Regions from separate parts of the Mus musculus genome. Here region 1 is linked to region 2. A link is a loop called in an ENCODE intact Hi-C map of the cell type or tissue named here. Cell type or tissue: gastrocnemius. All regions are shown on one strand. Each heading gives the region's core, and the rest is flanking DNA. Links, peaks and the distances in the headings are about the cores only. Region 1 holds the start of Gm40442 (a long non-coding RNA gene). Region 2 holds the start of Six1 (sine oculis-related homeobox 1).

Region 1 (14,711 bases), core at 4,183-12,182, 360 kb after region 2:
AGGGTGTTCTGAGAATGCTACCAAGCTGATTTGGAGACAAAGAATACTAGAACTTGCATTGTGACGCTGTGCCATTGTTGAACGAGTAATATGGCTCCTGTGGTGTTTATATCATCTTGCAGTGCTTTGAACGAGAATGCGCCCCCCCCCCCATATGCTCATATGTTTGAAAGCTTAGTCATCAGGAAGTGGAACTACTTGGGAGGATTTAGGGGGCGTGGCCTTGTTGGAGGAAGTGTGTCACTGAGGGTGGGTTTTGAGGTTTCAAAAAGCCCATTCCCAACTCAGAGTCTCTCTGTTCCAGTTGTTTGAGGATCCAGATGTAGAAGTCTCAGTTTCTCCTCCAGGACCATGTCTGCCTGCAAGTGCCATACTTCCTACCATGATGGAAATGGATGAAACCTCTAAGTCTCAAATGCTTTGTTTTATAAGAGCTGCCTTGGTCATGGTGTCTCTTCACAGCAACAGAACAGTGATCAAGAAACATCTGTAGGACAAAACTAACTGGATGTTGCCTTAAAAGCTTTTTTATTTTATTTTATTTTATTTTATTTTATTTTAACTCAGGGAATGAAGCTTGCACCTGGCTTTCCTGCAAGTCACATTTAAACTCCAATCTGCGTGTTTACCACCCCCAGCAACAGCACTAGTCTTCTCAGAAATGGACCAGGCATGCCCTTAGTCAGCATTGTTCTCAAGTGTTTCAACCCCAGGAAGTGTGTTCATCACCAGGGCCGCTCCACTCCCCAGTTGAGCCCCATCACTGCTCACACAGCATGCCCCTCCCCCAGACCCCCCCCCAAACCTGCTTTGCCCTCTCTCTTACTCCTCTTTCCATGCTCACAGAGCTGAGTTACCTCTAACTCTGGTTTCTTAGTGGCTTGTCACCCATTGGCACAGGGAGGGGGAGGGGTATAGAGGAGGCATGTCATTTCCTAACTGGCTGAGCACACTATTTTATGGTGGCTGACGGCAGCCCCATTCCTGCTGTGTCCTCCACGTGTACCCGTCCATCTACCCATGGCACCCCCTTTCACTTCTCCAGTGATGCTTAGCACTGAGGTTACCCAAGTTGGTCATCCTCCTTTGACAAAGACAGATCTAGACTCTGGAACCAGGCCTGTTTCTGCCGCATCCTAGCCTGTGCATCCCCAAAAGTGCTTTTAACTTCTCTGAGCCTTGACATCCGCAGCCGTGAAAAGATAGAGGGCTAGCACTTTGACTCTTAAACTGCATATGAAAAAGAAAGCAATCAGCACCACTACAACAAAACCAAGCCAACAAAATCCCAAGTGTTACATCATTCCTGACATTTCTGCAAAGCAGGCAGGGAGGGTCCTCCTCCAAGCAGGCTGGTTGGCTTGTTGGATTTAGAGTTAATAAAGATAGAAGGAACTTCTCTAAAACTTTTCTTCTTGGAGTCTTAGGGTTTCATCAAAACAATAAAATAAAGTAAAAATTAAAAAAATACAAACCGGATTCTGGGAAGAAAAGAGAAGAAAGTTGAAGCCCGCTGAACCATTGGGGATGGATCATGAATGCCCTTCTACTTGATATAACAGTATCCCTGGACCCCCGAGACTCAGTGTTCATTTATTCAAAGGCTGAGTGGTTGACTCCTGGGGTGGTGCCCTTGGCTGTGGTGGGAGGTTCTCTGAGCACTGGCCTTCAGACCTGCTCTTTCCTGATGCCATCCTTTGTCTTCAGTCTCTGCCTAGGCCTCCATGGTGACTCACCTTGGTCTTCCTTCAATGTTCCTCAATCTCTTCTTGACTGTGCTCAAACCTCACTGCAGACTCCCAGGGAGACATTATAGGCGTCTGAGGACAAGGCTGGGTGATCCACATCCCTGTCGTCCTTGTTCAGGCCCCGCAGTGCCTTGAGATCCTTGGGTGAAAGAAAGTACCCAAAGGTTGGAAAAAGATTATCGATTGGAATAGAGTTTTCTACAGCTGTGAGCTCCGCTGTGTTCTAGTGTTACTCCCAAGCAGGAAGAACACAGTTCCAAAATAGAATCTTAGGCTGTTGTCTCCCAGGAAGAAATAACTGCTTTAATTTTAGTTTGACATATAATTATTATACATTATATGGGGATATATATATATATATACATACACATATATATGTATATATACATACACACACACATATATATATGTATGTGTGTATATATATATGTATATATGTGTGTGTGTGTATATATATATTGAGTAATGACCAAATCATTATAGTAAGTGTATTTATCATGCCAAATATTTCTCATTTCTTTGTAGTAAGGACATCCAAAACCATCTCGTCTAGTTGTTTTGAAAGCACAATAAATTAATGTTAATTATAACATTAATATTCAATACTGTGCTACTGAACCCTGGATTCCTTTCTTCTATTTGTCTACAACTGTGTATTCACTAAGCAAAAAAGGGAACACACTGTTGGGTTATGGTCCAAAGCCAGGGGAGGAGCCGAGAAGGGGTTATGAAACAAAAAATGTTAAGTTCTTACATGTGAACAGTACCCATCCTTTTTTTAAAAATTGTTTTTAGCTAACATATGAGTAAATGAGCATTTCTTCATACAGCATTTTCATAACACCCTGTCTTTGTTTCTGTGGCTCTCGCTCCCTCCCTTTCCCTCCCCCTTGAACTCTTGTCCACCCGATCACTCCTGTGTCACCCTCATGGCTGATGGAGTCCACAGCCCACTTCCCCTCACTTTACACTTCTTCTCCTGGTCCCTTTCTAGTTTCACAGCCTATGCCCACACTCACAGATATGCACATACATAAAAACCTAGACTCTGCAGTATGAGAGAGAACATGTGGTATTTGTCTTGCTGAGCCTGGGTTATTGAACAGTGTCTGACTTCATAAAGTTTCATTACTAGACACTATTTAAGGTAAGGGAGCAGAAACCCAAGAACCCATTGCTATTAAACTTTTGAAAGCATTATTTTATATTTTGAAATAGAATGCAATATAAATATATTAAATTGTTATAGAATACATGCATAAAACAAGAGATTATTACATAGTAAAACTATTACACTATAAATTGTGTATATATATATATATGTTTATAATTTTTAATATTTTTAACAAAAATAGAATTATATCACTTTACCCTTTCCCTTTCCTCCCTCCTTTCCAGTCTCTCCCATACTCCCACTCTCATGTAGGTAGTCTCTTTAATTATTATATGCATATATGTGTGTATGTATGTATATATGTAAGTATGTATATATGTATATACCATGCACAGATATGTAAATACCACCGGCTGAGTCTGATTATGTTGTTTGTGTGTATATAGTTTCAGGGCTGGTCATTCTGCAGTGGACAATCAGCGGTGGGCTCATCCCTGGGAGAGGCTAATGTTACTTCTCCAGGCTAATGTCCCTTCTCTGGGCAGTCATCATTAGTTGCCTGTAGTTCTTTGCCTATGGATGGGGCCTCTTTTACAGCAATGTCCATTGATACTGCTGTTGTCCTGGTGTGGTTTATGCAGCCATTTCTAGGATAGAACATTCTACCCAACACTTTCTGGTATTCTGGCTATTACAACCTTTCCATCTCCTCTGCAGTAATGTTCTTGAGTCATAGATGCAGGAGCTGTGATATGGATGTATCTGTTGGGTCTGGGCTCCCCACTATCCATCAATCTCTGTCTGTATTATGTCCATTAGCTATAAAGAGAAGCTTTTTGGATAAGAGGTGGCAGCTACACCAATCTGTGGGTATGGGGATAGGATTTAGAACGTAGGAAGGGATCATGCTGGCCTAGTGGGGGTAGTAGATTCTTTTCTAAAGTCCATGACGTCACTAGCCCATGGAAGCTGACTACAGTTCCCGTAACAGACCACCGGCTGTAGAGTGGGCCTGAAGTCCAATTAGATAGCTGTTGGCTACTGTGGACACAGGAGTGCCACTTATCACACCTTTAAAGATACTTTGCCGTGCTAGTCACGTGTGTTGTATAGGTGTTGTGCCTTCCTAAGACTGTTCCATTGCTTCTCCTCCTTGGGTATATTCATAGTATATTCCAGTATCTGAAAGACTGACAATAGAAAATACGCTTTCAGGTCAAATCCAGTTCAAATCATCCTCTTGTGTCCTAAATGTGTAGTGTCTTTGGCAATAGGAACACGCCCCCCCCCCCCCAACCCTTGAGAAGTAACTAAGAGCTCCATTGATAATCTCCACCATTCTAGGAGTCACTTGGACTACCTTGACCAACCACTAGAAAGGAGATTTCTTGTGCTAGGTACTGGGGGTTTTGTTAGTGTATGTTTCTTGTGGGGAGCACTGGTAGTCCAAGTGGCTTAATTTCAAGGTGGGTGTGTGTGTATACATTACATGTATTCTGTATAATTAATTTTATTTATTTATTTATTTATTTATTATTTTTTTTTTGTTTGTTTGTTTTTTTTGGTTTTTCGAGACAGGGTTTCTCTGTATAGCCCTGGCTGTCCTGGAACTCACTTTGTAGACCAGGCTGGCCTCGAACTCAGAAATCCACCTGCCTCTGCCTCCCAAGTGCTGGGATTAAAGGCGTGCACCACCACGCCCGGCTAATTTTAGATAAATTAAATATAAAATAATGTGATCCCTTAAGGCTTTATCAAATCATTTGAGTGTTGTTTGTCCTTCCCCTGTGTATGCCAACCTCCTTCCTTCCCCCCTCCCTCCTCTTCAAGCATAAATAAATTGACCACAGTAAAAAAAAAAAAAAAAAAAAAAAAGTTTGCGAGAACCATCAGAAAGAGATCTGCAAATAATCTCTCTCAGACCCCTCTCTTTTATCCTGAGAAAACGCTGAGGACTGGTGCCTAGGTAGAAAGCCTTTTCAGCAGTAGAAGCAAAGCCCCAAGGGAGAGATTATAAACACAGGTTGTCCCCTCACAGCGGTAGTCTTACCTCTTGTTGCCAGGGAACAGTTTGTTGTGGGCCTGTGACCAGCAGTGAGATCTGGGCTGCTGACCAGACTGGAATGTCTCTGAGCTCCCGGGAGTGCCATGTCATCTCAGTGTGTTGGTGAGCGGGCAGGGGCCCAGGGACCCAGAGCTGACCCAGTTATGTGAAGAGTCAGTGTTTGTGGTGGGAGCTGAGCACCAACCCAGAGGCCAAGAGTGTCCTCCACACACCACATGGAACGACATTGTTTATACTCAGTGGTTTTCCCTCCCAATGCTACAAAATGTAGTTTTATAACTAGGGTTTTTACAGAAGAGTTGGGAAAAAAGTCTCTTGGAAGTGGAATCTCGTGTATCCCAAACTGACCTCAGGCCTGCTTTGTAGCTAAGATGCCTTGAACTTCTGATCCTCTGTCTTCTATTTCCTCAGTGCTGGGATTATGGGCATGTACAACATGCCTGGTTTATGCAGTGCAGGACACTCAAACCCAGGACTTGTGCATGGTAGGCAAGCACTCTCCCATCTGATTCATATCTCTAGTCAAGAGTCGGAAATGTCCTCTTTTAAAATAGGATGTTTTAAACTTTGTATTTATTTTATTTTATGTATATTAAAAATGATTTTTTTTGCCTGCATGTATGTATGTGCACCATGCCTGATGCTGGTGGAGGTCAGAAGAGGGTGCTGGATCCTTTGAGGCTGGAGTCTCAGATGGCTATGAGACACGTGGGTACCGGGAATGGAACCCTGGTCTGTAAGAGCAGCATGCCAGGGAGTGAGCCATCTTTCCAGTACACAGATACTTCGTATGTGTCTGTCTGTCTGTCGTCTGTCTGCGTGCGTGCCCATGTCAGGGCACATACATACAAGTCAGGCTCCCATTTGTGGAAGTCAGTTCTCTCCTTTCACCATGTGGCTTCCAGGGAATGAACTCAGGCTGTCAGGCCTAGTGACTGTTTTAGTGACGTGGCTGCTTTTAAGTCATCTTGACAGAAGCTAGAGTCCTCAGAGAGGAGGGAGCCTCAGTTGAGAAAATACCTCCCTAAGACTGGGCTTTGGGCAAGCCTGTTGAGTATGTTCTTAGTTATTGTTGTGGGAGGGCTCAGCCCATTGTGGGTGGGGTCACCTCTGAGCTGGTGGTCCTGAGCTCTGTAAGAAAGCAGGCTGAGCAGGCCATGTGCACAGGCCAGTAAGCAGTACCCCTCTGTGGCCTCTGCATCAGCTCCTGCCTTCAGGTTCCTACACTGAGTGCCTGCCCTGATTCCCTTCAATGATTAACAGTGATGTGGAAGCATAAGCCAAATGAGCACTCTCCTCTCCAGTTTGCTTTTGGTCGTGGTGTTTTATCACAGCCATAGTAACCCAAACTAGGACAGTGGCAAATGCCTTCACCAGCTGAGCCATTTCACTGGCCCAGAATTTTTCAAACTATAAAAAGGAGAGCAGTTATCCCCCTAAATCTCACTACCCGGGCATAGCACTGTTAAAGTCCCCGCACTGTTATTCATCCTGTGTGTAAGATCGTGGACACCCAGACATGTATACATGTCTCAGAGAGAATTTTCCAGCTTCTGTTTTTCTTGAAGGCTTATCCCTATTTAGTGCTCCCAGGGAAGTTCAAAGCGTCCCCTCCCCACATTTTCCTACAAACTCCAGAGACGCTCGGATTCTCTGAGGTGTCTCCTACCTTCCAAGCACTTATTTTATGCTTCCCACCTGTGCGTGCGTGCGTGCACATGTGTGCATGTGCTAGAGTATGCATGTGTGCGTGAGTGCCTGTGCATGCAAGTGTGTGTGTGTGTGTGCTCAAGAGTGTGCAAGTGCAATTGTGCGTGCTTATGTGTGTAATTTTTCATGGGGATTCGGTACTCAAACTCAGATCCTCATGTTTACATGGTGTGGTGGCTATTCCTACTTTAACTGATTTTGGTTTTTCAAGGCAGGGTTTCTCTGTGTAGCCCTGAGTTTCCTGGAACTCTCTGTAGGCAAGGCTGGCCTCAAATTCAAAGATTCATCAAATAATGGCTATTCTTGGTTGTCAATTTGACTACATCTAGAATTAACTAGAACCCAAGTGTCTGGATACACCTGTGAGGAATTTCTTTTTCTTAATTAAATCATACGAAGTGGGAAGACCCCTTTTTAATTCAGGTCTTTTGAGGTCAGGAGATACACCTTTAATCTAGATCTTTTGAGGTGGAAAAACCCACCTTATCTCGGTCATACCTTCTGCTCAAAGTCTAAATAAAGGAAGTGGAAGAAGGCAGGCTCTCCCTTTGCCTGCTTGTTCTTGCTGCAAAGCCCATTCCTTCACTGCATTCAACCCTACTTCTTTGGGATTCTGGTGTATACTGAAAACCATGAGGCCAGATGGTTGGACCTTGTGTTGGTAAACAGCCATTGTTGGACTAGCTGGACCATAGCCCACAAGCCATTTCCTCCCCCCTTTTCTCTCTCTGTAGATTCATTGAGTAAGTTCTGTTGCTCTCCATAGCCCTGACTAATACACATGGCAAAACACTTTACCAACTTAATCATTTCTCCAGCCCTCGAGCACCAATGCCCATGACTAACTTTGTTATGTAGTTCTGCACTTCATCATCTTATAGGTCTCTTTCTCTGGATCTCCACTTAGGTAAACCAGCTGCTGATTTGGTGGACTTTATTGAACACTTTAGGTAGGCGTGCAGCTGAGGTTTAGTTCACAGCAGTGGTGACACCTTCAGTGACAACACTAAGTTTCTTTATACCCATAGCTGGCTGGCCCCACGGAGGGTCTGTGTGCCTTTTGCTTGGAGAGGACTCAGACACACACTCCCAAACTGCCTGCTCTCCTCCCCCTCCCCTCCACCATGACTTAGATCATCTCCTCTTGCTCTGCACACCTGTTTATAGCCTTCCCCTCAAGCAAGTGGCTTCTGAACAAACTTGTCTAAACAAGGACCTTTTTCTTTGTAGTAACTGTTACAATAATAAAAGCCTTTAGATCATATGCTATATATAGTTGTTACCCTGCCTGTCAAATCAGGCATCACGTTGTTAGCACTTTCTTGTATCATCAGATGTTTAACAGCACAGTATTTCACTAAGTAGGTGCAGCGGAGTGTAGTCTGCTATTCCACTATTGTAGACAGCCTCGGCTTTGGAGAAACTTAGAAAGCAGAACTTACTAGCCCAAGGGTGTACTTCTCTCCTTCTTTTCTTTCTTTCTTGACAGGGCCTCAGAGAGCCCAGGCTAGCCCAGAGATCCTCCTGATTCCCAAATGCTGGGGTTACACACATGAGCCATCCAGCCTCCAAAGGTATGTTTTTTAGAGTCCCGTATCAACTGCCAGGTTTTTTTCCTTCAGGAAACTTGTCTCAGTTTGCATGCTGCCCAGATGTGAGTGTCGGAGACTTTCCACAGCTTGCTAGTGTAGCAGGGATGTGACAATGTCAGAGAAGCCAGGTGTCTGGTCAGAGTGACAGAACCTTGGGCTAAGTAAGCGGCAAGAGAGCTCTTGGCCTTCTTGGCCTCCAGGGCCCCAGAGTAGTTGATAAACACCCCAGTTTATCTCTGGGCCTGGGCCTCCTGCCACCACCTGCTCACTGGCTCAAGGGACCAATAAATCCTGCCTCTGAACTCCTGCCCTTAGGAAGGTAGCCTAGAACCTGCAGGGGCCTCAGTGGGGCCACCCTCACAACTGACCCCTCTCGTCCTGAGTGGCTGCCAGCAACTTGGCTTTCCCCTGCCAGCTCAGGAGGACCCTGGTTTCTGGCCCACCTAACTTTGTTTTTTAAATTCCATCTTGGGATCTAGAGAGGTTGAAGGTCACCCGTTTCCCTGTCCCCCCACAGCATTATATAGGAGGCGACTTTCACCTCCTCAAGGCCCTGGGGTCCACATATCCCATCTTCTCAGAGATGAAAGTGCTTCAGGGCCCCCGAGCCTTCTGCCATCATTCCCTGTGCTGGAGCTCTGGTGAGCAAAGCATACGTATGCACAGACGGCCGTCCAGACTATTTTTACACAGACTAAAAATACACCCTTACCTCAGAGGTTATGCCGAAGGAGTTTGTTGAGGGTATCAAATGGACCTCTGCAAATATAAACTGCACTTGTATCCCACAGGATCCGCACCTACAGTGGACAAAGGTAGCCTAGGAAGGAGACCCCCAGGGTTTGGTGATGCCTGGCCTGATTAGCCATGTCCTCTAGACTCTGGACAACTCTAGAGAAGATTCTAGAGGCCTACTTCCAACATTAAGCCTGGCCCACAGGAAGCACCTACAAAGATTGACAACTGTCACAAACAGAGAAGCAAGGGTTTGTTTGGTTGGTTTTTTTTTGCTTTGTTATTTTGGGGGGCTGCATCTGTGCAGGTCACTGAGGTCAGGTATCTAGAGGATATGATCCCACACCCTGGTTAGGTGTAACCCAGGCCACGTGCACTCTGCTTCCTTTTCCTTCCGACCTAAAGTCCTTCCACCATGTCCTTGGCCTCCTTCCCTCTTGAGACATCTGTCTCCCCTGTGTAAGCCTCTGGGACAGGTTGCACAAGGGAAGAAGATCAAATGTGGCTCCGTTCCAGGTCAGGCCCTTTGGATTTAACTTTGAGGCAGAAGCTCAGCTGCCATGACTTCCCACCACTCATTCCCACAGCGACACCCCTAAGCAGAGGTATCCTGGCATGTCCTTGGCCACCGGCTTCTTGGGGGTGATAAAAATAGCTGAGGCCCCGTAGCTGCTGAACGATGAAGTCTGGAAGGGGATGATTGATTCTCACAGCTGAGCCTCGGGGTCAGCAAGCCTTGTGCAAGCAGAGATGGCAGGGTGAGCCATGGGGGTTCTGCTATAGATAGAGCTGTTGACAGGTGACCCTGGGCTGCTCCCACCCGAGAAGAACACGACATAAGCTCATTAAAAGGAACTGCGAAGGCTCTTGGAACGGGTGCGAAGATCCCTTTTCTCTCAGGTCATCTTTGACATTTTTGGTCATATGCATTCATCTCCCTGCTTCATGCTGGGACAAGACCCAAAGCAAGGAAAGAGTGTTCATTTCCAGGGAAGGCAATGGGGTGCAGGCTCCCCCCTAAAACAATGGTAAGGAGCTGTCAGGACTTATGAAACACCACAGGGACACCAATGTCAGGAAGCTCGCAGTTGATTGGAGTTAATATTTGATCTCTGGGACTGAAGGAGAGCTCACGCTTGCCTTGTCAGGGGTCTGGTCTTGCTAAACCACTGAGCCTACTACCGTCTGCATCACGGACATCTAAGGTTAACGGCACACAAGGAATGCCATGGAAGTCCTCGCAAGGTAACAAGGTGGCTTTTAAGCCAGTGCCATATCACCAAGCTGTTGGGCTGTGAAGTTGCACAGCTGGGCTAGATCTGGACAACTGAGAGATAGGGCCATATGCGTTTACTTTACAGTGCATATTTCCTAGGCAATCTATCCTCTGGGGTTCTGTAAAGTCATAATAAAGTCTCAGAGAAAGAGAAAGAAGTGGCCGGAGGAGGGAGAAATTAAGAAGCAAACAAGAAAGGATATGTTTTCAGATGAGATTATAAAGGGGATGATGAATTGATGAGGTGGCCAGACACAGAGAAGATAGCCAGATGGCTGCGGCACCCCCGGAGAAGGCATTGCGTTACGATAGAGACAGGGGGAGGGAGACAGGAAAACCTACTGGCTTTTATAAAAGACACCAGAGAAAAAGTACGGGAAATCAGGGTTAGGAAGGTGGAGTGGACCTCACCTCTGTCTTTGGGAGCCTCATAGATGTAGACACTGAATGCCTATACCCCTCCCCCACTCCATTCGCTTCTCTGAGCTACAGTTTGAGACCTCTGCCCTAGCAGCTAGCTCCTCTTTTCTCCTACCAACTCCAACCCCGAATCACTTCTAGACACCATCAATGCCTTCGTAACTGAATCCAGTCTCCCTGATTGTAAAGAGCCCACTGCAAGTATGCCAGTTCCCAGTCTGGCAAAGTTTAATGTCAATCAGAGCTGGATAACGAAGATGGTGAGGGTCACAGAGACTGAGTCAGAGCAAGCTGCATGAAGCAGGGTGGGGATGATTCTGTAATTAGTCTAGAAAAGAGAAGATTTCAGATCTCTTAAGAAGGTAACCCTGCACGTTGTCTCCAGGTCTGGCTCTGATATTATGAGACAAGCGAAGACCTTTTTAATCCAGGCACCTACTGTGTCCCACGCCACACGTGACCTTGCACATGTGCAGAGAAAACCCCAGCTGCATATTCAAACTCCATCTGCACACTCCACCAAGCAAACAGCATGTGGCCTCTGCCCAGGGCTGGCCTGTATAGCAACACTGTGAACTGCCCTTTGCAGGACATAAAAGACTTCCTCCTTCACTCCCAGGGTAGCACTGAGACTGGTTGGTTCTACTTCTCGAGCCCCGTCGCTCAGTCAGCATTGTGCACCTGGTGAAGGCAACAGCGCTCTGCCTACAGAATCGTCATTCTCTTTCCAGGTGACCAACCTCTCTTGTGCCTGGTTTGATTTCCTGGCTTCCTGGGTTGAACTCCTTCTCTTCTAGTCCCCATCCTGCCAGCCCAGCAACCCTTCCCTGGAGTAAACTTGCCGTTGCCACCCTGTGCCCTACCTACAACCCTTCAGGGGCTGTCTATGCCAATGGTCAATTCAAAGCTCTCGAGCCCAGCACCCCAGCCCAAGCCCTGCCGTATGGGTTCATCTGTCTCAGCCTAGGATACTTGAACCTTAACAAATACCCTTACAGCTGGTGTGACTTACACTCCCAGCCCCATTGCCTGTTTGTCAAGAGAACTCTAACTTTCAGGGCCCTTCCCCTCGCCTACGAGCTTGATAAATGCTCTTTCCCTCCTTAGTGGATCACTTCCTCATCTCCACGCCTCTTCACCTCCAGGAGAGACAGTCGCTGTATGCACGGCTGAACTGATGTCTACACTACAGCAATTAAAATACTTTGTATCATTTATTTGCTTCTGAGCTTGTTTGGTTTTCTGCAGCTATAAGCTCTCTGAAGCCAGGGCTGTACTGTCCTTCCTGGCTCCCGGTGCCTAATGCAGAAACCGGAATTGAACTGAAATAGAAAAAGATGCCCGTGAGTGATGCTTGTTGCCGCAGATCACATTCTGTTCATGGCATAAAGTACTTAACTTGTTTTAACTGGGCAGTATTGTACATAGGGCAACCATTTGTAAATTGTTGTAAGAAGACTATGGCAAACTTAAGTCTTGTGTCCAAGACTCGGATGAGGCCATAAAAGGTGCTTGATCTTGCAGAGTACTACCTTGGCATCTCTACCACCTGGAAAGGCACTGGGAGCCCCAAGCAGTTCCAGGCCTTCAGACTTTGTGTCTCAGGTGCCAGGGTTACCTCAGGACGAAGGTCAAGGCAGTTTCTCTGGCTGTTTGGATCTCTATGCTCTTCCTCCCCTTTGGAAAGGGAAGGGAAAAGGGGGATGGGCCTGAAATCTGCTCAGCAAGTTGAGCACCAACTACACATCTCATCCATCCACCTGGGATCCATTGAATGGCCTGTCGCTGCAGATACAAATGAGCAAACTAAGACCTGCGTCTGACTCGGCTTTGGAAGGGAGGAAGCGAACCAACGAGAAGGAGGCAAGTGCCCCTCTACCAAGAGATTTAAAAATCAAATGAACTGCTGGGGATGGAGTTCATGCCAGAGTGCTCATGCACAAGGCTTCTTGATTTAGTCCCAGTACAACAGAAAACACACACACACACACACACACACACACACACATATATATATATACACACACATACATACATACATAATACATACAATACTATATATATATATCAATATATCACACACATACAATATTACACACATATACATACATACATAAAATATTCTGAGTCTGGACTACTGTGTACCTCCTTCCAGTAATCTATTTTCCACGGAGTTCTGAGGCTGTCTGTCTTTCAGTCAAAGATGGGATTTGTGCCTCCTGCCTAGTGATTTCTCGGAGCACATGACACCCTCTGCCTGGACCAGGTTCCTTTTATCTACTAATTTTCCCTGAACTTACTGTGTTCCCACCTACACTGGCTTTTCCACTTTAGTCCTTGGTGTTTGCCTCCAGCTTCCTGCTCATCGCCTTCAAAGTATGTACTGGGCCCGTGCATCTTCTCACATTCACTAAGGCAGGAAAGGGAGACATCTTGTGTTCTTCTGGACTGGCAGTACCTGACTCGGGGGCTTAATCGTCACTTATTAATCAGGTAGAGATGAGGGCTCTGTGGTAGGTTGAATGAGACCAGCCTCCATAGGTGTATATGTTTAAAACCCTGGTCTCCAGCTGCTGGCTGTTTAGGGACAAGGGGATAGGGTAGCCTTACTGGAGGAGGTATGTCGGTGGGGATGGGCTTTGAAGTTTCTAAAGCCTTGCACCATTCTGAGTTAACCCTACCTCCCTCTCAGGGATGGAGATACGAGTTCTCACCAGTTCTAGCTGCCACATCTTTGCTCCTTCGGACTCTAACCCTCTGAAGCCAGAAGCCCAAATACGCCCTTTCTTTTAAAAGCACCTTGATCATGGTATTTTTGTCACAGCCATAGGGCAGTAACGAGGCTTCTGTGGTTTCTCCGGTGTTTAAAACGAGCTAGGTCTCAGGGAACACTTTGCAGGAGTAAGGCCACTTGAGTTCCATAGGGCAGTAACGAGGCTTCTGTGGTTTCTCCGGTGTTTAAAACGAGCTAGGTCTCAGGGAACACTTTGCAGGAGTAAGGCCACTTGAGTTTGGCAGATTTGGAGGGAGGGGGCGTTGCATAGTAAAGGTTTGCTACGAGGATAGTCCAGAGCAGGTGCATCATCCGGGAGTGAGTTCACGGTGGCCAAGGGTGTGAAAGGTGAAACACGTGAAAGGTGGTCAAGGGACACCGGCTACCCCTTTTCTGAGTGCACTTCCCCTTCCGTGACAGATGGGAATACAGCAGCGTTGACACATTTACTCCTTGGGTATGCCCACTTAGGCTAAACAAATTTAGCACAAGCTGAACAATTGGAACTCAGAGCTGATCCTAAGGGATTTAACAAGAGCTGCAAGGGCATTCAGATGACCCTGGATGATTCTAAAACCTGGAGAAAAAAAAATCCCCCAGCAAGCCCAAGCTGTCTGATCATGCGACCCATCTCCTGACTGACTGCTCACAAAGACCTGGCCAAGGACATTCCAGCTGTGCCAGGCCACTGGGCAGAGATCCCAGAGAGAGCAATCTATCACTGTTCATCACCCCCTCACACCTCAGGGAGCGTGGGCCTGTGGCCACGAGCTGGCAGACAACAGCCCCTAGCCCTTGCGACAGTGTGTATCCCCACTGCCAGAAAAGCAACCAAGGTTTTAGCACTGCGCCATTGGGTAGAGCCCTGGAGACTCTCAATACTCAGGTTCACCATTGGGTGGCTCTACCGGGGTCACCAGCAGAAGAGATGTCTCCCTCCCAGAGATTCATGAAGCCAGAGTGACAAGGTCGTTTTTTACCCTTCTCCCGGTTCATCTTCCCGCCCCTTCATAGAACATATGGGACCCTTCGTGCTGTGTGCACCCTGGCTTGAGGTGGCAAAGGTGAGGAGGCTCCACTTACCCTCTCCCCCTGCACCTGTTGTCAGTGATGATGGCTTTTGACTGTGGCATCTTCAGCAATTTCTGTATAGCCTGCACCATAGGCTAGGCATAGGATTCTCACCTGGATCATGTTCTCCCGCTAGAACAGGACTAGGTCATAGCAATAAAGTCAAGCCTTTCTCATCTGACCCACCATCTACTCTTCTTCCTTCTT
Region 2 (14,711 bases), core at 4,160-12,159:
ATCCTGAAATCACCACCAATTCCCCACCTCCCCCTCAAAAGTTGTTTCTATTATAAATGAGTCATGGCATTTTAAAAGTCACAATCCTTTTAAACTCCCAAATTAAACGAATGTATATGGCATATTAAAGTAGATTTGGCTGTCAGTCCACCATGTTCCTGTTAGAGTCTACCTGTGTCCACCTCATAAAGTATTTATCTTTTAACTTTGAGGGAAGGGCAGCAAGGGGACCAGATGAATTCGGGGGTGGGGCATACATTTTTAGAGTGTATTGCACAAAGTAAAGGTACAGAGCAGAATCTCTCTGCTTTTCTTTCAATGGCAATCGCTACCGCTAACAATAAGGGAGAAGAAAGAGTCTCAGTGTCTTTCAGCCATATTTTATTTAATTACAATTGAGTGGCCGCTTCAGGCACACTGAAGTATGTGTAATATATAAAACTAACCCATTCTCCCATTTCAGTAAGACTTGCTGTTGATGTTTGGCTTTTAGTTTTCCTTTCTTTCCTACACTGTTCTGTTTGGTCATGGAGAATATTTTCGCTTTCCTGTAAAGAATAGTGAGTACTTTTCTAAAAAGCAGTGTGGGGTTGTACTCTACCTGCTGAGAAACCGGGTCTGGGCCATCCATTAACAAGTTAAAAGGAGATCTGAGGCAGGGATTGGAGAGCAGGCAGCTTTCCGGCCCCTAGCAGTCTCTTTTTCTTTGTTTTTAAACGCTACTGCAGTGTTGTTTCTCGCTGTCTGAAAGGAATACAGCGTCTAAAACCCTGATTGTCATCCTCAGTAGGAGAACAGGTCTCCAATTTCATCAGCTGGAACGAAGTTGTGTGTGTGTGAGTGTATGTGTGTCTGCGTGCGCAATAAAACGAGACCATTCCCGGACAGTGTTTTGTTTTGTTTCTCTGGATAAAAGAATAGCCAAGCTTTCGGACATAATTTTGATAATTTTTTTTTGTCCCTGGCTGGTCCACCAGTATTTTTTCTAGCTCGTCCCTCTTAAAGACATTTCCAGGTAGAGTTTGTAGACCCAGTCAGAGCAGAGCCTGGAGTGCTCAGAAGTGCCCTCTCTAGTGGGTAAGGTAATCCAACACACAGGCAAACTAGGAAACGAAGTCCTCCGATACCCTCAGTGGCTGAATGTTCCTGAGACAAAGTGGCCACCAATACTAGCTCCTCTGGCTTTGGACCGCTGGAGGGGGGTGGTCTAGAAGGTTTTAGAGCCTTCTGGGAGAAGGCTTTGGAAAAGGAACACCCCACCTGTGCCTGTCAATACCACCCACGTCTATAAAATCTGGCTAGAATGTGTACTTCAACCGCCAGAACCAGAAATGCTGCGCCCCTGGGCTGGTGCCTTTCGGCTGGGATCCGGGACTGGACAAAGGGAAGAGGGAGCTGTCCCCCGGAGCCACCCGACTACACTGTGGAAGCAAAGCGACGACTCTGCCCTAAGAGAAATACTTTGGAAGCCCGGGTACCTCTCCCCACCCGCAGAGATGGAGGCTAACTCCTAATTAGGCCACCTTCCTGATAGGCACTGCTTGGCCAGCGATCGGTAAGGCGTTTAAGTCACGGAGTCGAAGCCAAGGCTCCAGTCTAGTGGGAAGGGCCGCGGGGGAACGGACGGCGGGGCCGAGGCGGCACGGACCGAGCGGACTGTCCAGGGCGTGGTGTAAAAGCCCGGGGGCGCTGACACTTGCTCTGGGAACCTCTTGCAGCCAGGAAATCTACCCCACTTCAGGGCTGGGTGTCACCCTACGGTGGAGCGCCCTGTGCCACTCACGTGGGCTAGGAACTCATCAGGGAGGTCGAGCCTTGAGTCTGGGAGATGTCCCGAGACGCCCAAGGGGACAGCTGCATTGTCCGGGCCCAGCCTAAGACCTCCTCTTCTCCCTTGAGGCCAGGCGGGACTGGAGACTGAGAAGTCTCCGGGACTTCTCAGGGGTCCACCAAGCCCCTGCGCCTGGAGCTGCCATACGATCCCGGTCCTGAGACAGGTGCGATTCTCTTTGGAAACTACAGGGAGCAGAGCCTGCCCTTGAAGTCTCAGTGCCCCAGGACTGCTCTTGCCTCCTTAATGCAGAGTGGCACCAACAGCTTCCCGAGCAGGCGGATAACAGACGCTCCCCCAGTTCTCTGCAGCAGAAGCCTCTCTATCCTAGGTCTGGAGTCCTGCCCGTGGGCCCAGCGAAAGACCTTCAGGCCTGGGAGGCCTCTATGAAGGCGGCCTCTGCAAACAGACGATGCAGAGGCCGAGGGTCGCTGCGCAGGGGTGAGGTGCCTAGCCCTTGGAGCTAGCCCATCAACGCGGTTCCACTGGGAGCTTCCATCCCATCTCCAGATGAAGACCAGGCTGTCCTTGCCTAGAAGATAGGTTTAATACCTCCTGCTGACAGTTCCAGTGGTCTTGAAATCCCAGTTCTTGAGTCCCTATTATCTGTTAAACCAAAGACTCAGGAACTGCTGGCCAAACCCCTTGGCCTCCAAATACTTAGGAAACTTCTTTCTCAGCCAGGGGGTCACAGGGAGAAGAAAGCCGGATCCTGGCGACCTTGTATCGAGATTAAAGACATTTTAGAAAACATCACTTGATTTGGTGGGGGTTTTGTTTTGTTTTTGTTCCTCCCCCCCACACACCCCCCCCCCCGCTTGGCAAATGCTGTGAAGTTTCGTCCTAAAACCGCCTTATTTGTAAGATCCTGCTCATTATTTTTGGCTATCGCTATGAAATCTGTGGAGAAACGAAAAGTGGCTCTAGATTCAGTTAAACTTTGACTCCGAGAAGGCAAATTGGCCCCTCAACAGCTGGTTCTCTCAGTTTTCCTCGAGGGAAAGAAATATGGTTAGCTCCCCACTAATGATCGCTCTAAAAATGATTGCCAAGAAAACTAAGCAATATCCAGCTTTCTCGCCTTCCCCCGCGTGTCCCGCTCTTAGCCAGACTGATCGGAGAATGGCGGAGAAGGGCAGACTGCAATTTCTTGTTAGACACATCTGGAATACGCACATTCTGGATCGGGTGCCAGGGATTTTACAAAGAGTTTATGGCTATGACAGAAAACTGTCCTTTTAACGAGTTTACAAGCAGTAATCACGGGGGCTTTTACAGGACCGGCCGTCTTAGCTGCTAGCCAGACCTGCAGACTTTTCCAAGATCCACCAACCAAGCGAGCAGGAAGTGGGCCGGCGCGCCCTGGGATACAGAACTTTCACGACTCTAAAATTATGCCAAGCGGAGCTGCAAGAGTGGGGGGTAGTCGGAGTAGGAAGCGAGGGCATGTAAGAAATTAAAGTAATTGGCCCTTCCTTATTTTCCAGAGAGATTTCCGCGGTCTCTTTTGAAGCCTGTTAGGGTCACTGAAAGCTATCTTTGTGCCGGGTGTTTGTTTTGGGGAGTGAATGTGAAGAATGTGTGGAGATTCCCTGAGAGAGCCCCTCCTGCAGAGGGTGGCATTTCTCCGTGGCCCAAGACGTGGAGAATAAACACCCTAGTGACTTAAATAAACACCGACTTAATGATCCAAAACACTAACAAGGGAGAATGGGACCCGGAGCTCCCAGACCAAATGATGGTCTCTGTGTGCATATCTGTCCATCACCAAGGGAAAATGACTTTATAAGTAAAAGTGACTATATTTAAAAGCACAATGACCATTTCTCTTCTGAACTCAAAACAATCCGACAGTCAAAAAAAAAAAAAACTCATTATAGGGAGCCTTACTTTCACACATTTTCTCTCTCTCTCTCTCTCTCTCTCTCTCTCTCTCTCTCTCTCTCTCTCCAGGTCAAAAACAATACGGAAAGATAAGAAAGAAATATATTAATATTGACACTTATAGATGAGGAAAAATCAAAATTATGAAACTGTCATGTCAGAAAATAAATAAACTCTCCCTGGGGAACAATATTTTACAAAGCATGAGCAAGCCAACCCTGTTATCCTGAGTAGAATTTTAATAAATAATGCCATTTGTCTTACTAGTCTTAAAAGCTAAATACAGAAGATACATCATTTTGCCCCAGGCAAAAAGATCATGGAGCCTTCTTGATTCCTGGGATTTTTCTGGGCACTATCTGACAAAAGAGCTTCCGATGACCTGCTTTTTTATTTGTACAATTCAATTCATAATCTTAAATTCTTGTTCGAGTTCCCTTTTAAAAAAATAGATAAATTAGGTTTGCTGTCACAGTCTTTTCATAAGTTGCTAACACAAAAGAGCCAAGCTAACATATGAAGGCTGTGGAGAAGAAACAGTGGTAAACAAAACTGCATTTCTAAATAACAAAAAAATAAATAAATACCCAAGGCTAATTTTTTTTTTCTTTCGTCATATCATTAACCTAGCCACTATTCTCTCTGTTTCGGGTGACAGACTTCAAAAATACCCTCTGCAACTCACAACTACTACTAAGAAAGCAAGAAAACTTGTTTTTAAATAGGCCCGGTGACAGCAATACACAACTCACCTTTCAGAAACAGAATCAAACTCCTGCTGGGCTACTGAGTTTTAATTTAGACTGGTTTAGGTACAATAGAAAGGAGGCCTAAAAACACATGCTGTTTTAGTAACAAACACCGGGCTGCCAGATTGGTTGGCACCCTCTTGTAAGTAGGAACTAGGAGTAGTAGCAGAGCCCTCTGCACAGAGGCAGCCTACAGATAGGAGAGTTTCTGAGGAAGAACTGATGACATTTAGGAAAGCGGGTTTTCCCCCTCCCTCGTTGGTACACGTTTAGAGTTTGTCATAAAAATTAAAAAACAAAACAAAACAAGAAAACAATCACCAAAACCCCTATTAAATTTGACAAAAATAGTTGTATTACTAACATCGCTGCTACCCTAACCGCCTCCCATAGAGAGCATTAAGACATTTAGGCACTTGTTTCCCTTGCTAATACTGCTCTTTTATTTTAATCTACATAAAATTATTTAACACTAAATATGAAAAATGTAAACTTAATCTTCCCATCAAAAAACAGCTGTGATTATAGTTTTCCTATTTGTCTTAAGAAGGCAGCCAGTTCCCCTCACACTGAAGGTTTCTTGTTTTCATTATTTTGATCTCTCTTCATTTCCTTTTCCTCTTCCCTAAACCGTTTCTCCATAAATAAATTAAAAAAATAATTACAATCCAGCTGATTTGTAATTTCTGTTCATTAAAAGAAGACGAGGAGGAGGAGGAAGAAGAGGTGGAATAAGGGACTACTGTAAAGGATGCCTGGGTTGCCCAGAACCAAGCCTGGCTGTTTTTGTTATTTCCTGACCTTTTAGTGGGAGGGGAAATGCAAGGGTATTAAGAGTTGGAGAGGAGGGAGAGGATGCTCAACTGAGACCGCTGTTGGTTGTAATTTTTAAAAAGACAATTGTGAAAGCCTGTGGTTCCTTTCTGCGCAAAGAACCCCAGAAACAAGCTGCAGAATTGTCCCTGGCTTCTATGTACAAGTGTCCCCTAGATTGCTGCGGTTGGTTGCTGCTCCGGCCATCCCTTCAAGGCCCCAATATCTCCCCACTTAGGAACCCAAGTCCACCAAACTGGAGGTGAGTGGGCCCAGCAGAGAGTCCTGGAGCTGGTGCTGATGGGCTTGCAGACCGTGGCTGGGCTGGGAGGCTGTGAGGCCTGGAAGAGAATAGTTTGAGCTCCTGGCGTGGCCCATATTGCTCTGGAGCAGAAGGACCGAGTTCTGGTCTGGACTTTGGGGGGGTGAGAACTCCTCTTCTGAGCTGGACATGAGCGGCTTGCCCCCTTCCAGAGGAGAGAGTTGATTCTGCTTGTTGGAGGAGGAGTTATTGTTTTCGGTGTTCTCCCTGAGAAATAGAGGACAACGCCATATGGTTAAAAAGAAGTTTTGTTTTGTTTTGTTGCTGTTTTTAAAAAGTGTGAGATGAAAGAAGGGGGGCTGGGAGGAGGAAAGGGCCGTTGTGCAATCTGTCACCAACCCAAACGGAGGCGCTCTGCCTCCCACCCAGCCCCAAGGGTCATGGGGGAGGTGAAGAGGCAGCCTAAAGAAATGGGGGTGGGGGGCTGCTGGGAGATAGTTCCTTACTTTACTGTACGTCTCACAGTCGGGTGAACCAGATTTATTTAAAATAAGCCAAAAAGAAAAAAAAAATGTTTTCAGCTTTGTATGTTTAAGTACCTATTAACCAGCCCCATAGTTCCAAGTAACTGTTTGGAAGCCTTCCGACAAATGGTTGTTGCAATAACGAAATGATCGGGAGACAAACTGCCCAATGCACAAATGCTTGCTCTGACCCAAGTCAATTGCCTGCCTCCATCTGAGGAAACAATTAGATGACCAGTTTCCCTGCCCCTGTCTGGAGGCTGGGGTTCCAGAGACCTAGGACAGGTCATGGGAAGTCGTGCCCAGAGCGGCCCAGTGACCTGAGTAAACACAGGGAGCTTAGCCAGTCTCTCGGATTTCACCCGGGAGTGGGCCCTCGCTTGGCTTGGGGACCGGCCGTTTTGTAAACTAAAGGGTAGCTGGAGCCGAGCAATCCCTGTTTCGTTACTCCTAGTTCATTCCCCAGCCCCTCCTGCTCTCCTCTCTGAGCTGCTCGCCCACAATCCAGAGCCTCCCACCCTTTCTCAGCCGGGCAAACTTCGCTGCCCCGCCCCGGCTGGGCGCCGGCCGACCCCGCACAACGGAGTGTCAGTCCGTCCCCGCACCGGGTCCCCGGGTCCCCGGGTCCCACTCAACTTCAGGACTGCTCGCTCTTCCTCCTTTCCAGCGCCGGCGGCCACCCGGAGCCTAGCGCTCGCCCGCCTGCACACTCCCTTCCCAGCACCGTCTTTCTCTTCCGGAGAGCCCCTTTCCCCGGAATTTAGGCAGGCTCTGTGGTTTCCCCACCCAGGGGGAATCCTGGAAGCCAGATCTTCGGCCCCCAGGCTGACAGTGAACAAAGGCGAGCACAGCGGGGCTCTGTGCCCAGCTCCCCAACTTTTCCGCCCCGCGCTCCTCCGAACCTCGGCCAGAAGCTCCGCTACGAACCTCCCGGGCCGAGGAACCGCCGCGTCTGCGAGAGGAGAGGAGGGGAGAAGGGAGACTTTTCCCCTTTCTTTCTTTTTCTTTCTTTCTTTTCTTTTCTTTTTTTAAAGCTTTGCTTCCGTGCTCCCGGGAGGGGGAAGCCAGCGACTGGAGCCCTTCTCCTCGCCCGCAGCGGCGGCGGCGGGGCCAGCGAAAGCAACCCGGCCAAGCATGAGGGAGCGCGGCAGGCGGCAGTCTTCTCCCGGCTTGGGGCCTCTGATAGGACACCCAGCAGCGACACCCCCAGTGTCCCCTTTCCAGGGTATTTCTTTTTACAAGACTCCTCCCTTTGTCCAACTAGCGCGAAATGAAGCAGAACTCTCCTCCATAGACTAGCCGGAGAGAATGAGCAGAGAGCCGGGAGGTACTGGGGGCCGAGCGTTCGACTCAGACCAGCTTCAAGACGGAGCGAAAGAGCGGAGGTTCGAGACCTTCCGCCGTACCGAACAGCTTCCCTCGCGATACCAAGCAATACCCCCGTTTCCTCTGATCTACAAACTCCCTGGCCATCCCTTCTCTTCGCCGGAGCCAGCCCGGAGGGCATGAAACAAACCCAACGCCGACCGTTCCCCACACTTTCCCTCACCAAAGAAACCCACGCGCGAGTGCTCCACGCAAACGCGACCCAGTCCCTAACAGGCAACCTCAAGAGTTCATGAACCTTCACAGCAGCGTCGCCGAGGCCGGGGTGCCGCCCCACGGACCTCTGCCGGGTGGCGGCGGGTAGGAAGCTGGTGGCGACGCCTGCGGGGGGCAGAAGGGAGCGAAGGGTGAAACTTCCCGGGGTCACCCGAGCCTGGGCAAGCACGCCGCGTACCTTTCCTTGGCCTCGGCGGCCCGGTCTCTTTGCCTCCGGTTCTTAAACCAGTTGCTGACCTGGGTGGTGGTGAGGCCGGTGGCCTCGGCCAGCTCCCGTTTCTCCCTCGGTGAGGGGTAGGGGTTGTGCGCGTACCACTCCCGCAGCACGCCCCGAGACTTCTCCTTAAAGCAGTAGCTGGTCTCCTCGCCGTCCCAGATGGTCCGCGGCAACGGGAATTTTCGGCGCACCCGATATTTGCCCACGGCACCCAGGGGTCGGCCGCGAAGTTTCTCGGCCTCCACGTAGTGCGCTTTCAGCCACAGCTGCTGCAGTTTGGGGTGATTGTGAGGCGAGAACTGGTGGCTCTCCAGTATCTTGTAGAGCTCGCGGAAGTTGCCGCGGTGGAAGGCGACCACCGCCTTGGCCTTGAGCACGCTCTCGTTCTTGTGCAGGTGATCGCAGGCGGGCAACGACCACAAGAACCTGCCCAGGCGTTCCAGGTTCCCTCCTTGCTGCAGAACTTCGCACACGCACGCCACTTGCTCTTGCGTAAAACCAAACGACGGCAGCATCGACATGGCTGGCGCTGCCGGGGCGCACGGGCCCGGGCGCACGCGGCAGTGAGCAGAGCTGGGAGAGCAGGGGGCGGCTGCCGCGGGGAGGGGGGCGCGGCTGCTCCTAACCCCCTCCCTAGCCTTGGCGCGGGCGAAGAGACCAGTCGAACCTCGGCGGGTGGGAGGCCAAGGAAGACGAAGAGAAGTAGGGGTGAGCTAGACTCCGAGTGGCTGGCGTTCTCTACAGCCTTCTGGGCCTCGCTGGCTCCCGCCTGCCGCCGGGTGGATGCTGCTGGTTGCCGGGGAACTTGGTTTCTGTTCTCCCCGCAGCGGCCTTAAAGCGCGCAGCGTCCCCGACACGCTGATTGGCTGCGAGCGGCGCCTATCCGAAGCTGGCCAGCCTGCGCGCCGCCCGGCCCGGCAGCAAAGCCGCGCCACCCTGCCGCCCCGCGTGGGGAGGGCGAAGCTACCGAGTGCTGCCTAGGATAAGAAGTGGTGGGAGGAGAAGGACCCGGAGAGGTGGGAAGTGAGGTGGGGTCGGGAGGAGGGAACTGGGGTGCTGAAAAGGGTGGTGACCAAGTCAGGACCTTGCGAAGCGGCGCCCTCTTTGGTGTCACCTAAGGGGAGCCTCACGCAGCACAAATCAATGGCTGCAGACGTTCTAATGACCCTCTTCTCCATATTCTTAGCCCTGTCTCTTGCAGTCTTGGCTTTTCCCGGTGAGCTCATATTTAATTACCTTAATGTTAAGATGAATAAATAATGGATTGATGAATAGCTTATGGAATGAGATAAATAATACAAAAGGAGACTAGGGTTCTGTGCTGCAAGCACTCTGAAAGTGGCTTCTTCCAGGTTTGGTTCCTGGAGGTGAAGACAAACCTAGCCCCCCACCCCCACCCCCACCCCCACCCCCCAACTCCTACACCCTTTCTCTTCCTAACTCCTAACACCTCCTAAAGGTCTCAAGGACTCTGATCTGGGCAACATTCCCCTCATTCTCAAAGTGCCTCTAGAAGAGGGATCAGAAGGGTTGACCCTGGCACTGTAGCATAGAGACACCAGGGCTTCATCTGCAATTTAGAATCTTGCTGTCCATAGACTTCTGGACTCAGTTTCCCCAGTTGTACGGTTGCGTTTTTTCAAAGCAACCCCTGCTACCGATGGATGCTGAAAAGCTTTACTTGCCATTAGCAAAAAAAAAAAAAAAAATTGGGGAACCTCATGCAAAAGGCGCTGAATGGGGTGTAAATTAAATAAAACTGCGCCCAGCTCCAATAACTGTCTGGTTGTAACATAATCCTTGCCCTGCTCTGAGAGGGACACTGCCCTCTAAGCTAGAACCACAGTGGCTCCAAGAAGATTAAATAAAGTGTGTGTGTGTGTGTGTGTGTGTGTGTGTGTGTGTGTGTTTGCAATGCTGGCCTATTTTACTGCCAGCCAATGAGATGTGTCCTGCAATTTAAGTTCCATCATCTGCTATTTTGTTTCTGTGGGGAGAATGCTTAGTAAAACTGCACAGACAAATGAAGCTGTAATTAACTTAAGCCTCATTTGCACACCTTGTTCCAAAGCAATTATTAAAAAGATTTCAAAAACAATTAGCCTCTCTAAACAAAGATAATCTATTGTCAGTGGCTAAGTCAAGCAAGAGATAAGAACAATGGGTGGAGATAAGGGAAGGTGGAGGGAGAGTGACTTTATGACTATACTTATCTCTGATTAGATAAGTTGAAAACAGAATTTTAAGTACACTTCAAAAATGCTTTTGATTCCGGTGTGCCCTCTTAGGGAGTGGCAGGGAGCAAACACTGGGCTCTTCAAACTAGCTTGTCTCCTTGCCGTGGTTTGATTCCATCAGCCAAAGAACTCTTTGCATTTTGAGATCCAAGTGAGAGAAGGGATTCCCTTTGTATTATTTAGATGTTTTTTTAAAAAATGCACCCAGTTCAGTGCACCCTGCTACATGCCTTTCAACATCATAAAGGGTTCCCACCTCAGGGCTGTTTCCCTGGAGAGATTGTAAGTAGCCAGAAAACCTCTTCTCTGATGAGCTCCCACACAAGGCTTTCTGCTTCCTTGAAACTCCGTCTACCCTGAGCAATTAAACCTTGGAAGCAGATGCTGATATGTCATTACATTTAGGCTTGGGTTTTTTTTTTAAATATATAAAATGCATTTAATGGTATTTATCATTTCAAAAGAGCTCCTGCCACATGGTATGCCTGATGACTTACTTTCTAAACTGGAAGCCTGGCACTGCTGAGCCCAAGGCTGTGTGCCTGGTAATTTTCCCTCGCTGTCTTATTTTAGTGCTCATGACGTTTCAGTTGAAGTCTTGGGGAACTGTAGTGTCCTGCCAAGAGGAATGTCTCTGCTTGGAACAGTCCTTATTGACATGGCAGCTGTGTGAGGACCAGAATGGGGACTTATACGGGCTCTCAAAATCAGTACCCTAAAGTCTGGAACAAGTGTGCACAATTAAAATGGGAAGAGGGTTATAAGCACAACCACATCTCTTAAAAGGCAAAGCCGTCAGTTGAGTACAGCAGATAATTTGTAATTAACTGTCTTCGTAGAGACAGGAGGTATAACTCACAGATAAGGACGGGTATACATTTACAGAGGATAACGGAAGGAAGAGCAATAGTATGACCACCATTTCAGGGCATCCTCCAGAGCCCCCTATGTTTCATCTCCGTTCAAAAGGAGTCAGGACTGTACCAGACACTGGTGACACGTGGGAAGAGGAGTGGAGCGGCTGATATGAAAACTAGCAATGAGGTAAATGAGAAAATGTTTTTCCTCAGGGGGGGTGGGTGGGGAAGGGGTTGGACACACCAGTATTCCCCTGCCCCCTCCCCCTTATTCCATTTATTCCAATAGATCGCTTAACTAAAAGGGAGAAAGAAGTGCTATGTGCTTTGTACCAAGGAGCCTCTCTGCTATTTGGATCCCTCGGTTAAGGGAACCAATTGTTATAAATGATAATTATTGGCTTGGATATATAAGGTTTCCCAAAATGGAACCTTTCACTGAAAACCACTAAAAGAGGTAAAATGACATGAATTTACAAACCACACAAACCAAATGCTCCATTTTAAATCTCTCACAGAAAGGTTTGAGTTGTTCTGTAATATAAAACCTTTGCTGTCAATGCAAATCGCATGAAAAGCAAAGATGCGTCCGGAAGTTAAAGGAAACTCAACAACTCTAGTCCACTCCTGCTTAGTAGGCTGAAGCTGGAGAGATGCTCTTGAAGTCGGGTTTCAGCACTGGATGCCTTTGCCGTGCAGGTAATGAATGGCAGGTAAACTTAAGCAGTGGACCGAAAGGCCAGGGAGAAAACATAGGCTGACATAGGCCTTGGATCAAAACCCTGTATCTGGGACCTACTTGCTTTTTTTCCTGGCTTGAAGCAAGATGCCTTGAGGCTCCCAGTCGGGTTTCTTTGAGTTCATTTACCATCAAGAAAGACTTGGGGCTCATACCCTACGTTCAGATTGGAAGTCAAGGGTATCTTCAATAAACTAGTGTCGTCTTTCTGCGGCAGTATGTAGACTCAGATCCGAGCGGAGGCAACATTATTCATCTTTCCCCTCTGCTTTGACAGAAGCCGCTCATCCCCAAGGTCCTTGGGAACCCGGTTAAGATCCTAAGCGACAGTACGGGAGCTGCCGCCCACCTGCCCTGGTCAGAACGCCATTGCCTACCAGGGCTGAATAGGCCTAGGGATCAGGAAGGGAGATTTGCGGACCCAGGGAGGAGAAACTCAAAACCAGTCCATTAGTAAATGAGTTTTGTGTTGTCAAGGTTCTTTCCCATCCACTTGCTGTTCTGAAAAATAGATCACGTTTCGTTATCTTTAGTGGGAATCTGCAACGCGACACCGGATCCGCGCGTCCCCTGCCTCCCCCCTCCCTCCCACCATCCTCTTTGCCTCGTTCTGCCTCACTGGGGGGAGCCGTCCGGCCTCCTCGGCTTATTTCTAAACAATGAGGATTTGTCTGTAGTCCTGATGTATTTATGTATGGGAATAGGGGGTTGTAGTGGCTTTCTCCTGGATTCGGGGAAGCTTGGGGACAGAGGCTCCCGCTTCCGTGGTACTAGGCTGGCCCAGGACTGCCAGTCGACTGCCGCCCCCTCCCACACCTGGACAAACAGAACTAGCTGAAGTCCCACGAGTGAAACCCTGTACTCTGTCCATGCATGCAACCCCGAAAATGCCATCTCAATCTCCTCACTGTCCCGAGAAACATAGAGGGGCAGATAAAACAGGACACCCCCAAACACACGCACCCTAGCTCTGGTCTCCACCAATCTGAGCTCCCTATCCCTATCCTCTCCTCATACTGAAAACTCCCAGAGAGGGAAAAGCAGGGGTGCTGGGCCCTTGCCTTTGGAAGGTATTGCTGTGTGCCTCAGTCTCATTCTCTGTACTATACTCAAAAGTGACTTATATTGTCAGCACCTGAGCTGTCGCTCCTTCGCTCACCCTCTACTCTTGCTTTGTCCCTTTGGTATCCACCTCTTCCTTTCTTCCAGCTCCCTTCCTTTCTTCTCCTTCCCCTCTCCCCGCCCCACTTCGCTTATTTTATTTCAGCTGCACACGCACACGGAGGAGGCTCAGCCCAGGGACACCAATGGTCACGTCTGAACCAGAAGATCCCATTCAGCATGAGGTGGCCATCACCTTTCTGGAAAGTGAGGTGTCACAATCAGTCCTGAAGCCTGTAAAACACATGGTCCGTTTCTCCTTAAACATTACATCGGAGAGCAAGTTTACAAAATGAAAACTCCCCGAGAGTCCTTATCTTCCATTGGATTTTCAGTCAACTTTCCCTCCCTCTCTCTCAACTAATGTACATCCTGAGTATCACATCTGTCTAAGCTAGAAGAATTTCCTTTCGGGAGGTGAAAGCCTGCAGCTCCTCCTGTTCAGAGGAAAGTGCCAGTGATGCTAATTCGGGGTGACACTAAATAAACAGTTAGGGTGGACTGGAAAGATGGAGTTAATTATCCAGTGAGCTGCGTTTCAGCCCAGACCATCAGGGGCTGATTTGTTTTGGCTCATACTCCAAGAAAGGAGACAACCCGCTTCTTCTGCACATCTCTTTGGGATCCTGGTCATTCATATCTTGAACAAACAAAACAAAACCCACTATCCCGGTACCACTGCTTGAACTCTCTTTATTAAACTTATACAGACTGCAAAAAAAAATGTATATAGAGAAAAATGCAAACATATTCCTAAGAGAAAACAATCAGGATGGTTAGGGAACCCCCCAAAATTTTTTAAAGTTTCAGTTGTAAGGAAGTAGTCCATGTGTACCCCTCCCCATCCCTTTGCTTGTTTCTTTATAATCAACTTGTAAATCTACATGTTTATTTTTTTAAAAACTAAAATGTTGGTCTGCCTTTTGTCGTGCTCTCTCTCTCTCTCTCTCTCTCTCTCTCTCTCTCTCAAAAATCAGACTTCGTGAAATTTTAGATGCAATTAGATTTATTGTTTGCGTGATTCCCTGACTATCCGGTTTCCTCAGGTAAGCCTGTACTTATATATAAATCCTAGTAACTTAAAACGTCTCCCTCCCCAGTTTAACCCCCCCTCACACACACACACACACATTCTGATATTAATAATCCCCGGCTGCCCCTCTTTCCGGGTCATTACGGTACTGCTGGTCTCTAATCAATCCTAATGCGATGGCAATTGGAGTCCCTGATGACTGCGGCTCGGATTTCTTGTAATGGCTCTACCACATTTTCCTGGACCTCTTTCTTTAACCTGAGATGCCAGGGGGACGAGTCCCTCCTCAGCTACTGATTACTTCAAGATGTGGGGGCTGGTTTGAACAGAAGGAGAAAGACACGCGCACAGTGTGGCCGCCACAGCCTGCAGGGATGAATAGAGGTCTGCGCGCCGGGCAAAGGCACCGGAGTACCTCTTACTGTTCTCCTTTCTTTCCTGCGTCATTGCCCAAGGCCCAATTCACCCTGGAGGGCCGAAATGAAGACTTGTAGACTGTCTCCCCCACCCCTATCTCTGGTGTGCAGAGGCCTGGCTGTCTCTGAGTCCCTCCAGCTTTACGGAGTTTCACCTTAGCCGAGCTCTCCCACCCCACCCTACTCCTTCCAGGCCTGCCTTTTACTGCTCCCCTTCCCTCCGCTTCCTCCCCAGTCTCAATGTGGTTTCCCAGAAGAGACCAGATTCTCCAATACTGCTTCAGACCTTTGACCTCTCTTTCTGCTCCTCCTTCCTAGCAGTGTCTAAAGTTCTCAACCTGTTATAGACCCCAAAACCCGCTCTCTGCTTGACCTGATTATGTCAG

The links. Hi-C counts contacts between places; a loop is a spot of excess contacts. Peaks named below come from ENCODE experiments on the same cell type or tissue, not always from the same donor. Only the 100,000 strongest peaks of a DNase experiment are listed, where the experiment ranks them.
Region 1: a loop joins it to region 2, with 5 times the contacts of the local background. A loop is called at or near these places in 3 of 42 quality-filtered maps.

Annotation. Positions count from the first base shown.
Region 1 is chr12:73,394,593-73,409,303 of GRCm38, forward strand. It overlaps D830013O20Rik (RIKEN cDNA D830013O20 gene), which reads right to left. Exons shown (of 4, transcript NR_046013.1): 2 at 1,737-1,887. Gm40442 (a long non-coding RNA gene) reads left to right here and starts at 8,154. Exons shown (of 3, transcript XR_872822.1): 1 at 8,154-8,211; 2 at 11,280-11,391; 3 at 11,768-11,869. In gastrocnemius, for the core only: no CTCF peak of the experiment used is centred there; a DNase peak (open chromatin) is centred at 7,328; H3K4me3 peaks cover 2,994 bases; H3K27ac peaks cover 8,000 bases.
Region 2 is chr12:73,038,024-73,052,734 of GRCm38, forward strand. Six1 (sine oculis-related homeobox 1) reads right to left here and starts at 8,689. Exons shown (of 2, transcript NM_009189.3): 1 at 7,844-8,689; 2 at 3,804-5,806. The coding sequence starts at 8,403. The coding sequence ends at 5,512. Gm51264 (predicted gene, 51264) reads left to right here and starts at 7,862; the gene lies at 7,862-7,925. In gastrocnemius, for the core only: CTCF peaks have their summits at 5,940, 7,194, 7,777 (motif pointing right) and 8,688; DNase peaks (open chromatin) are centred at 4,611, 5,583, 6,407, 6,689 and 5 more places; H3K4me3 peaks cover 7,883 bases; H3K27ac peaks cover 8,000 bases.